Linked DNA regions of Homo sapiens: region 1 is linked to region 2. Evidence: read pairs that join two places in POLR2A ChIA-PET (ENCODE). Cell type or tissue: PC-3. All regions are shown on one strand. Each heading gives the region's core, and the rest is flanking DNA. Links, peaks and the distances in the headings are about the cores only.

The links. Peaks named below come from ENCODE experiments on the same cell type or tissue, not always from the same donor. Only the 100,000 strongest peaks of a DNase experiment are listed, where the experiment ranks them.
Region 1: POLR2A ChIA-PET joins it to region 2 with 10 read pairs; 5 of 35 experiments call an interaction of 5 or more read pairs at or near these places.

The regions. Positions count from the first base shown.
Region 1 is chr12:116,387,123-116,392,500 of GRCh38, reverse strand. No RefSeq gene overlaps it. Among named protein-coding and RNA genes, the nearest start is that of MIR4472-2, 39 kb to the left of the region's middle. In PC-3, for the core only: no CTCF peak of the experiment used is centred there; DNase peaks (open chromatin) are centred at 1,380, 1,710 and 2,330; H3K4me3 peaks cover 431 bases; H3K27ac peaks cover 3,708 bases.
Region 2 is chr12:116,295,828-116,301,205 of GRCh38, reverse strand. No RefSeq gene overlaps it. Among named protein-coding and RNA genes, the nearest start is that of MED13L, 21 kb to the right of the region's middle. In PC-3, for the core only: a CTCF peak has its summit at 2,048; no DNase peak of the experiment used is centred there.

The sequences.
Region 1 (5,378 bases), core at 148-5,147, 91 kb before region 2:
TGTCAGTGCTGGTTATAGCAAATTTGTATTCAGAGTACATCACGCTCAGCTCAGCACTCCACCAGGAGAGGGTTTTGTTTGTTTGGTTAGTTTTCTAAAACAATTGCTCATTTTTATTTTATTTTGAGCCAGCGTTCTCTCTCTGAGTGGACCTAGACGTGCATTCCGGGGCTGTTTCTATTTGCAGTCTGAAGTCAGGCCTGGGGCTTGTGGCTGTTTTTGCCATCTGGTCTGGGGCGAAAGGGCAAATCTGCAAAGTCTCTCTGTTGTGGCCAGCGAGGGAGTCCCATCCCCATGAAGTCTGTCTTTTGCAGCAAGCTTGATTCTTTGAAAAGTTGAAGATCTCCAGGCTCTGAAGGCTCAGTCAAAGGGAAAATGCCTTCTCCTCTGGCTTATTTGCTCAGGGTTTAAAAGGTATTTCTGGGCTTTGGCTAAGAGGAAATTTAGCTTTCGAGCAAATCCTTGTGCATTGGTTTTCTGTAAACATCTAAATGTGGTGTGAGCAGCTCGGAGCCCACTCTGCCTGGCTTTTCCCAGATTTTACAGCCAATTGGGATGATGTGAAGTCAGCGTGATATTTGTAGAGTGGCATCTGTTTGACAGGCAGGTTCCTGATGTTACTGCTAGGGTTGTCCCCCCAGATCCATACTGGAGATATGCAAAGCGAGCTGGAGTGAGTTGGGAGAGGATGAAGGACTGAGTCACGTGAATAAGACCTTCTTCCCATCATCATCCAGGAAGTGTCCTTGTGGGCAAAGGACCTCTGAGATGAGAGGTTCATTCAGTCACTTCCACAAATATTTACTGAGGACCTATGGTGTGCCAGGCCCTGCACCCAAAGCAAGGGAATAGACCTTCATGAAGCTTGAGTTCTGGTGGAGGCAAGCCCTTTCCCAAGGCAACTCGAGACCAAAATATGATTATGTAAAAAAAAAAACCACTTCTTATAGCTGCCACCTGTAGTCCCAGCTACTCAGGAGGCTAAGGTGGGAGGATTACTTGAGCCCGGGAGTTCAAGTCAGCAGTGAGCTAGGATTGCACCAATACACTTCTTAAAACATCTGTATGAGTAAAGGTAGCTAACTGCTGTAAAAACAACCCCATCTCAGTGAGTACCCCAGTAAAGGTTGAGGTCCAAACCACAGTCCAATACAGCTCAATTGGGAGGTTGGAAAGAGCTTTGCTCCATGCAGTCACTCAGGGATCCAGGCATCCTCCATTTGATAGTTTCATTGTCCTTCAAGATCTCAGGATCTTCCAAGGGACTCTCTGCTGTGTCTGGCCAGCAGATATAGGATCACAGGATTTTGTTTTTTTTAAGGCTCAACCTGGAAGTGACCTTCATCACTTACTCCCACATTCCATTAGTCAGCGCTCAGCAATTGCCGGGGCCCCTTTGTGTGTCTCAGAGCCTGAATATAAGATTTGGTGAACCCACAGCATTGTCTCTGTCACAGGATCTATTGCCTGGGACCATGTGTGCACCCTGGAGAGAGTGACCATGGTGCTCATGGTAAGTGTGGCTAACAAAAATGGCACACCCACATCCCAAGTGCCAGCTCTCTGCTCTCTCTGCTCACAGTGAAGACAGAGTGTCCTCTGAGCCCAGACTCCTGTCCCTGCACCCAGCTCTGCTCTGCAGTAATTGAGACTCCTTGGGCAACTTGTCTCCCTTCTCCAAATCTCAGTTTGCTCAGCTGGAAAATAGAGATGCTAATCACAGCACTCACGTCACAGGTGTTTTGTGTGACAAGTGAGTAAGATGGGAGAGAAGAAGCAAGTTCTAAGTCCAATGCCTGCCTTGTGATCAATACCTTATAAATATGGGTCATGATGCAATATTTTCAAGTCCAGACTCAGGGCTGGCTTCCCTCTGCCACTTGTGCACTGTTTAATGACTTGTGGCCAGGTCACCTTGACCTGCCCTAGCTTCAATCTCTGAATCTCTGAAATAAAGTACTCATTATCCCTGCCCTGCAGAGCAGTGTTAGGATCAAAGACAATAAATAAAGCAGGTAAAAGGCTTACCACGCAGCTTGACACGTAATACGTGCTCAATCAGGATTAGTTATTATTATTATTATATAAGCACTTTTACATATTACCTCATTTAATTCTCACATCTACTCTCTGAGACAGAAAACAACAGGTAGGGTTGCCCATTTGTGTATGTTCCAGAAACAATCACGTATTCTGGGAATGAATGAATGCAGGGAGGAATGAATGAATCACCACGATAATTTGTGTCTTCTGCGACAGTGGGTGCATAGTCTCTATTTCTCGGAGCAATGGTGATGTCTGCCAAAATAAATTAACTTTCCCACATCAATGACTCATTTGGCAGGAATAACAGCCTTGCAAACTGAATAGAGAATGAAGAAGGAGGACGCCTCAGGCAGGGGGAGAGAGAGGAGTTTGTAATGACTCAAGATACAAGAACCAGCTTCTTATTCATTCTCTTTCTCTCCCTAACCAAAAATGTAGGCCCTTATATACATATACAGTTTTTGAGACAGGGGCTCGCTGTCACCCAGGCTGGAGTGCAGTGGCACCATCTTGGCTTACTGCAACCTCCGCCTCCCAGGCTTAAGTGATCCTCCCACCTCAGCCTCCCCAGTAGCTGGGACTATAGACGTGAGCCACTGAGCCCAGCCAGCCTGATATACATATTTAACCTTTTAAACTGGAGAAGTGGAAGTTCCACGCTATTAAGTGGCTTTGGATATCAGAACCATAAAAAGAAGCTTACAGACAGCATCATGTAACCTTTGCTGGGTGGACAGGGGTCCAGGACAGGACAGGTGTCCAGGACATCATGTGACCTTTGCTGGGTGGACAGGGGGTCCAGGACAGGACATGGGTCCAGGACAGGACATGGGTCCAGGACAGGACAGGGGTCCAGGACATCATGTGACCTTTGCTAGGTGGACAGGGGTTCAGCGCTCACACCATGTGTGGCAGGGCCAGCGCTGGGCCCCAGGACACCTGACTTCCATCCAGTGCTCCTTCCTTATCCCACTGCTTCTGGATCGATGCAGGATCTTCTCAGACACTTCCGCCACCTGGCCATTCTCACACTCTGCTCAAGACTCCTTCCATGGCCGGGGAAACTTCAGGACAGAGCAAAGAAAGATCAAAGACTGAGACTGCAGATCCTCACGAGGAAGAATAAAGGAGTTGGGAGGAGATGGCTAAGATGGACTTAATTACCTACTTCTCATCTGCATGAGGGTTGTATGAGGAGGCAAGTTATCTGCCCTCTTAAACACTGCACAAATGATATTTACCAATTGATGAGTTTTAGGCTCTTCTGACGTTTGCTGAGTTCATGATTCATTCACAAGAGGGACTTTGAATCTACTTAAAAATACTCGTGGAGCTGAAAGAAGCAACAACTTAACGCTAGGTCCACACAGTTCAGGAAGAACCGCAGCTCAGGTGTGGGATGAATAAGGTTAATTTAACACCACACTTCATCCTTTTGAAAAGAGTGGCTCCATTTGTGTGTGTGTGTGTGTGTGTGTGTGTGTGTGTGTGGCGGGAGGGTGGAGGGTAGGAATGGCGTTTCATTCTTGGGATAAATGAAAGATTAATTCTAAAGTCTTATTTAAATAACTCTCGAAGAGGCGCTAGAGATGAAATTACTCTTAATTGGCCAACTTAGCACTAGCTCTTGAATGCTCAAGTGAGTGGAATGAGATTTCAGTCTGTTTAAAACTTTAACTTGTCATCTTCTTGTCTCACTCCCTCCTTTCCAGGCCAAGGACTTACTACTCTTCTATTGGAACCAACTCCAACAACCTTCTGCTTCTACTAATCAGACACAAGGCAGCATCTGGGGTGGGAGTAGGTTGGAAAGGAGTGAGCTTCTGTTTTATTTTTCCTTCTTCAGCAATCGCGAAGGTATATCCACGCAGTAGAGATGACATGACCTGGAATCGAATTCTGGCTCCACCACTGCCTAGCCATTGATCTCGGCCAAATCACTTAGCATTCCTAAGCCTCAGTCGCTTCTGTGTTAAAAGGGCTTATAATACCTACCACAAATGTTGTGATCAGTGGTGCTGGTCAATGTTTAATAACTAGTTCTCTGGAGGAAAACCCTGGTATATAGCATTTGCCCATTTCTATGGTGTAAATACTCCCACCAAAGTCAATCTCAAACTCCCAAGGGGAGGTCACTGAACACAGAGTTGGGAAGACAGGCACAGGAGCAGACACTGTAGAGAATTTTCACCAAACAGATATCATAATCTTAAGAGCATAGGTAATGGGAGAACATAGTAAATTAAGAAGTGAGGAGTTTTAGTGTTATTACTTTTATCTTTCAATTCAATGTATCTATTTAATTGTAAGTTTATATAATTTTTTATTTTTTTTCGAGACAGTCTCACTCTGTTGTCCAGGCTGGAGTGCAGTGGCACCATTTTGCTCACTGCAACCTCTGTCTCCCAGGTTCAAGCGATTCTCCTGCCTCAGCCTCCCGAGTAGCTGGGATTACAGACACACACCACCACACCCAGCTAATTTTTGTATTTTTTGTATTGACGGAGTTTCATCATGTTGGCCAGGCTGATCTCCAACTCCTGGCCTCCAGTGATCCGCCCACCTCGGCCTCCCAAAGTGCTGGGATTACAGGCGTGAGTCACCACGCCCAGCCCATACAATTTCTTTTCTTTTCTTTTCTTTTCCTCTTTTTTGAGACAGGGTCTTGCTCTGTCACCCAGGCTGGAGTGCAGTGGTGTGATCATGGCTCACTGCAACCTCAACTTCCCAGGCTGAAGTGATCCTCCCACCTCATGAGGAGCTGGAATTACAGGTGCATGCTACCACGCCTGGCTATCTTTTTAATTCTTTTGTAGAGACAAGGTCTCCCTATGTTACCCAGGCTGGTCTTGAACTCCTAGGCTGACGTGATCCTCCCAGCTTGGCCTCCCAAAGTGCTGGGATTACAGGAGTGAGCCACCACGCCCCACCAGTTCATATAATTTCTTTAAAATAATAGTTGTGCCTTCCTGTTCTCAAAAATCCAATACCCTAGGAGACATAGGGAGCCAGGTTTAGCGGTAGAGGGGATGAATTTGCAGGTAACTAAAGAACAGTATAGTTGATTGGGAGGTTCAGGGCCTGCAGTGTGCAGTGGAACTGACCTGTACTCGCCCTGCTTCCCCAAACGGGTGACCTTGGTCAAGCACTCCCATTTCTCTGCTTCAGTGTGCTCATTCATAAAATAATCATCTGCTCGTCGGGTTAATGCCAGTTCTAAATGAGATGATCTGGGGAAAACTTTTAGCACAGAGCCTGGCATATAGTAACAGCTCAATAAATGGTGGCAGCCCTCATTAGTGATGTGATAATTGTGCTAATGGGGAAGCGTA
Region 2 (5,378 bases), core at 137-5,136:
TTTGGGAGGTAGAGGCGGGCAGATCACTTGAGGTCATGAGTTTGAGACCAGCCTGGTCGACATGGTGAAACCTCATCTCTGTCAAAAATACAAAAATTAGCTAGGTGTGTTGGGACATGCCTGTAGTCCCAGCTCCTCGGGAGGCTGAGGCAGGAGAATTGCTTGAAACTGGGAGGCAGAGGTTGCAGTGAGCCAGGATCTAGCCATTGCACTCCAGCCTGGCCAACAGAGCGAGACTCTGTCTCAAAATAATAATAATAATAATAAAATAAAAATAGAGGATAGGTAGATGATAGCTGGATAGGAGGAAACATGTTAGAACAATCTTTGTCAAAATGTCTAGTGATTTTCTCTTGTGATTTTTTTGCTTTCCAGCTCCTTCCCCACCCCGACCCCCGCTTGGTGCTTTCCTTTGCTTTCCAAGTGTTCTCCATGAAGCATGTATAACTTGTACCATTAGGAAAGAAATGCGTGTGTGTGTGTGTGTGTGTGTGTGTGTATGCATGTGTGTGCACACACAATGCATGTGTGCTTTAAAAGCAAAACGGAATAGAGAAAATGGCAAAACTAGGCCAAAGAAAGCTGGAATCTCAGTTATGTAAATCCTGCCCAAAATGGCAATTTGGGGGAATGTAAAGTCATCCCAAGCCCTGATGAATCAAAAGTCCTAAGCCATCTGCCTCCTAGACCAAGTGCAGCCAGGTGCCGGCAATGTGAGAAAACCCTTTAAACAATGCTCCAGAGAGTGTACATTTCCCTAGAGGGGGAAAACAGAGACTGGTAGAGCTCACCTAAGCAAAGAAAAAGGTTTCCTTCCTAACAGACCCTCCCAGGCTATTGCGTTTGCTGCTCAGATTCAGGCAGCCCCAACTTTATCAAGAAACACCAGAGCAGTCAGAGAAGGGGCAGAAAACCTTCAGCCTGGCCCCCAAGACAAACCCCTAAAAGTCTGGCAGGAGGCAGCCTCTCTGATTCCAAGCCTATATTTTTCATTTCTTGTTTTAACAGTCATAAACGCCTTCCGATGCCAAAGCAGAACATGACTTTAATCCAGATAAAATAAAATTCCTAAACCCTGAAAACTATACGGAGATTTACAGGCCAATTTTAAAAAGCGAGAGCCTCAGTCGCTTCCAAGAGCAGCACATTCCACATAGCCGGCCCTGGGTGCAGCCCCGTGGCCCTGCCTCCTGGGGATGAGGTCCCAGGACTTGCCACTCAGCCCTGAAATCCACAATCTCTTGGCAAAGTGACAGCAAGCAAATGCTGTTCTGCGTGTGGACTCTTCTCAGATTCCCGGGCTCTGGGGTCTCTTGGCTTTCAGGAGTCCTAATATGTTCCAGCTCCCCTCTCTCTGCCTCCCCTCACCCCCAGCTGTTGCAGAAAACCACAGTCAACCTCTTCTGGCTCTAAGCAGCCAAGTTTTCTCTAAGTAAACACAGAAAGTAGGAGAAGATCAGCTCTGTTCCATTCCCAGCACTGTGGGTTGGGTCAAGGCTGGCCAGGCAGCAACCCTGAGAATCTAGCTAGGGTTGGTTCCAGGGTAACCATGGGCTGCTGCCACTTAGGGGAGCCTTACTATGTGCTAGATGCTTTATTAACCTGATCTCATTGATTACTCAGGAGTTGCTATTAATCCCATGAGATTGGACCTTTACCTATTGAATTTAATCTTTTCGCCCCTCTAGGTTCACTCATCCTTTTGTCCTCCTACTCTGAACCTTTGGGGCTGAGCTGTTCCCGTTGGCTCCCTGGCCCTCTGGCCCCTAGTTGGGTTTGTCTAAGGAGAGAAGAGGCACTGGCAGGAGATCGGAGGAAGGAAGACAATGAGTTTGGGACACTTGTCCCCCACACTTCTCCTTTCTATGTTGCCATGGACTGGCTGTGCCTCTTCCAAATGCCACATTTCCTGTTGGGTGACCTTCTCCATACAGCTCCGCCTTTTCAGGTTTGGCAATTGACCCTTCTAGTCCTTGCAAGCCCAGGGGTAGTAACAGCACCTCCCTTTGCCAACCCAGGTATCACACTCTACCCTGTTGATAGTCCTAAATTCTGCCCACACCTGTGCAAATAATCTCTATGTTAAACTCTCCTCAAATTACTCAGTTTGAGTGTGCCCTCTGTTTCCTTCCAGGCTTTTAACCAATGCATGTGTATCGTCTCCAGGTTATAGATGAGGAGATGAAACTCAGAGAATTTAAGTCACCTGCTCAAAGTCGATTATCTGGGATTTGAATTTGGGTTGGCCTGACTCCAGAGTCCCAGCTCTTAATCTCTTAAATACTGTATAAAAAAATAAAATAAACTATTATTCAGTGCCCACTATGTGTCACACAGTTTGCTAAGCACTCTGTGCCTTTATTTCACAATGTCTCGCAAACACTTTATTGTAGGTACTACTTACTATCCCCATTTTACAGATGAGAAAACTGAGGCTCAGAAAGGGGGCTTCACCTGCCAAGTCCACAAAGTTAAAAAGGAGCAGAGTCAGGCCAGGCACGGTGGCTCACACCTATAATCCCAACAGTTTGGGAGGCTGAAGTGGGAGGATCACTTGAACCCAGGAGTTTGAGACCAGCCTGGGTAACATAGTGAGACCCCATCTCTATGAAAAATAAAAATAAAAAATTAGCTGGGCATGATGGCACATGCCTGTGGTCCCAGCTACTCAGGAGGCTGGGGTGGGAGGATCGCTTGAGTCCAGGAGGTTGAGGCTGCAGTAAGCCATGATCATGCCACTACACTCCCTCCTGGGTGACAGAGTGACATCCTGTCTCAAAAAACAAACAAAAAGGATCAGAGCTAGTACACGAACCTAGGGCTGCCCCAGCCTTTTAACCACTTCAAGTTCTGTATTGCAGAGGGGTCAAAAACAGATCTATGCTGCAGCTGGGAAATTAGTATGAGGTGGGACTTGGGTCTTAGCCTTGCCCATCTCCTCAATCCTAGAAGCTATCTTATCAGGGCTGCCCTCTAAAAACACCCCTCTGCACTGTGGTGTCCCACAGAAATCCACAGTATACTCTCTGCCTTTCTCCCCAGGCCCCAAGCCAACTGTTCCTAAATCACTCGGCTGGGTCCCCTTTCTTCTCTTGTTCACCTTAAAAGGCCACTCCCATCTGTCTGCCTATCATCATCTACTTTATTAGTTTTATTAAGGTATAACAGACATGCAATAGTCTGCACATGTTTAAAGTGTACAGTTTAATAATTTTAACTTATGTGTACCCCTGTGAAACTATCCCACAATCAAGATCATTAATATAGGATCATTCCCAAAAATGGCCTCATGCCCCTTTGTCATCCCTCTCTCCTGTCCCACATCCCAGTACCCAGGCAACTACTGGTCTGTTTTCTTTCTAGAATTTTATAGAAATGGAAACATACAGAAGTTTCTTTCATTCGTGTAATTAATTTTAGATTCATCCATGTTTTGTGTATCAATATTTCATTCTTTTTTGTGAATGAGTAGTATTGTGTTGTATAGATAAACCACAGTTTTTTCTTCCTTCCTTCCCTCCTTCCTTCCTCTTTCTTTCTTTCTTTCTTTCTTTCTTTTTCTTTCTTTCTTTCCTTTCTTTCTTTTTCTCTTGCTGTTTCTTTTTTCTTTCTTTCTTCTCCTTTCTTTCCTATTTCCCTGTCTTCATTCACCTACCTATCTTTCACTTTTTAGAAGTAAGCCTATTTGGAAAGATGTCCATCACAGTGTCTATATTTAATAGCAAAAATAGATCTAATGACCTACATCTCAGCCTAAAGGGAAAGGAGTAAATAAAGTTTGTTTACACTCACACAATGGAACACTATACAGCCATCAAAAAGAATGAGGTAGTTTTATGTGCTATCAGACTACAATGAGCCAAACTGTGGCCAGTCTCAACCAAAGAATCACATACCAAAGAATCACCAGCATTGGAAAATAATTGATATCTGAACTGAAGCCTCTTTGAGCAATCCGTACGATCCTCAAGTCTCCCTCATTGTAACAGCTACTTCCTTAAATGCTTCTCCTCATTTCCTCCCAATTTCAGTGTGGGCTATTATATTCTTTTCTTCAGGCACTCTTTCCTTCTTCATTCATCCACTCCTCCCCACTTTTTTTTTTAATTGTAAGAGACAGGGTCTTGTTGTATGGCCCAGCCTGGAGTACAGTGGTGCCATCATACCTCGCTGCAACCTGGAACTCCTGGGCTCACACCTCAGCCTCCTGAGAGGCTAGGACCACAATCAGGTGCCACCATGCCTAATTTTTTTTTTTTTAATTTTTGTAATGATGACGGTCTTGCTCTGTTGCCCAGGCTGGAGTGCAGTGACACCATCATAGCTCACTGCAAGCTCAAACTCCTGGGCTCAAGTGATCCTTCTGCCTCAGCCTCCCAAAGAGTTGGGATTACAGGCATGAGCCATTATGCCTGGCCTTACTCCCTTTTTGATCTACTCTGTTCTACCCCAGGTGGCTTCAGGTCCTTCCTTGTGCAAATTGCAAGTCAATGTACTCACTCTTAGCTTCTCCAGTCCCTGATGGGTCCAACAAAAGGTCTAGGGATTAGGGAGGCAAAGGCAGAATCTTCTTTAGAAGAAAGAATAGGTGAAAAGTTGATAAATACTTAGTGATATTTTCATCCCTGATATATGCATACACATACACACACACACACACACGAAGATGCCTATGACACGTTGTTGAGTGCAGAAAACAAGTTGCAAAACACTCATCACACTTATAATACCTCATTTGTTTCCTTCAGAAGCTTATGAAGTCCCAAAGGACAAACATTGTCCCCTGTAATCCAGTGCCTGGAGCATGGTAGATCTTTAAATATGCTGCTTTTATTGCTTCATTAGATATTTTTCAACATGTTAGTAGTGCATATCATGGAATGATGGAATTGTAGGTCATTTTCACTTGCTCATTAATATTCTTCCATATTGTTTGAATATTTAATGGAGAGCTTGCGTTTCTTTTCCTTTTGCTCTCTCATTTTATCTTATTTATTTACTTGTTAATGTTATTTTTATAATCTAATAAAGCAAAAAGCTTTTTGAATTAAAAAAATGTGAATGGAATGGTGAGAATTTAAGGCATTTCCTTCTAGTAGGGAAGAGAGATTTGGAGACTTTTGGCACCCATTAAATTACATCCATTAAGTAATACTGTGGGAAGGAAAACAAAACTCAAGCATCACAGTATCAAACCAATCCTTCAAGTTAGCAGAACCTCTGTGTTTACTTGGTGCATGCAGCCGCCACACTGACCCTTTCTCCAGCTTCCCTAACAGACTGGGATCTAGCCTGCTTCAGCTCCTCCTGTTGGTTTCTTACAGACTTTGGACCTCATCTGATGAGCTCCAGATACAGAGTCCACTGCGATAGCCAGA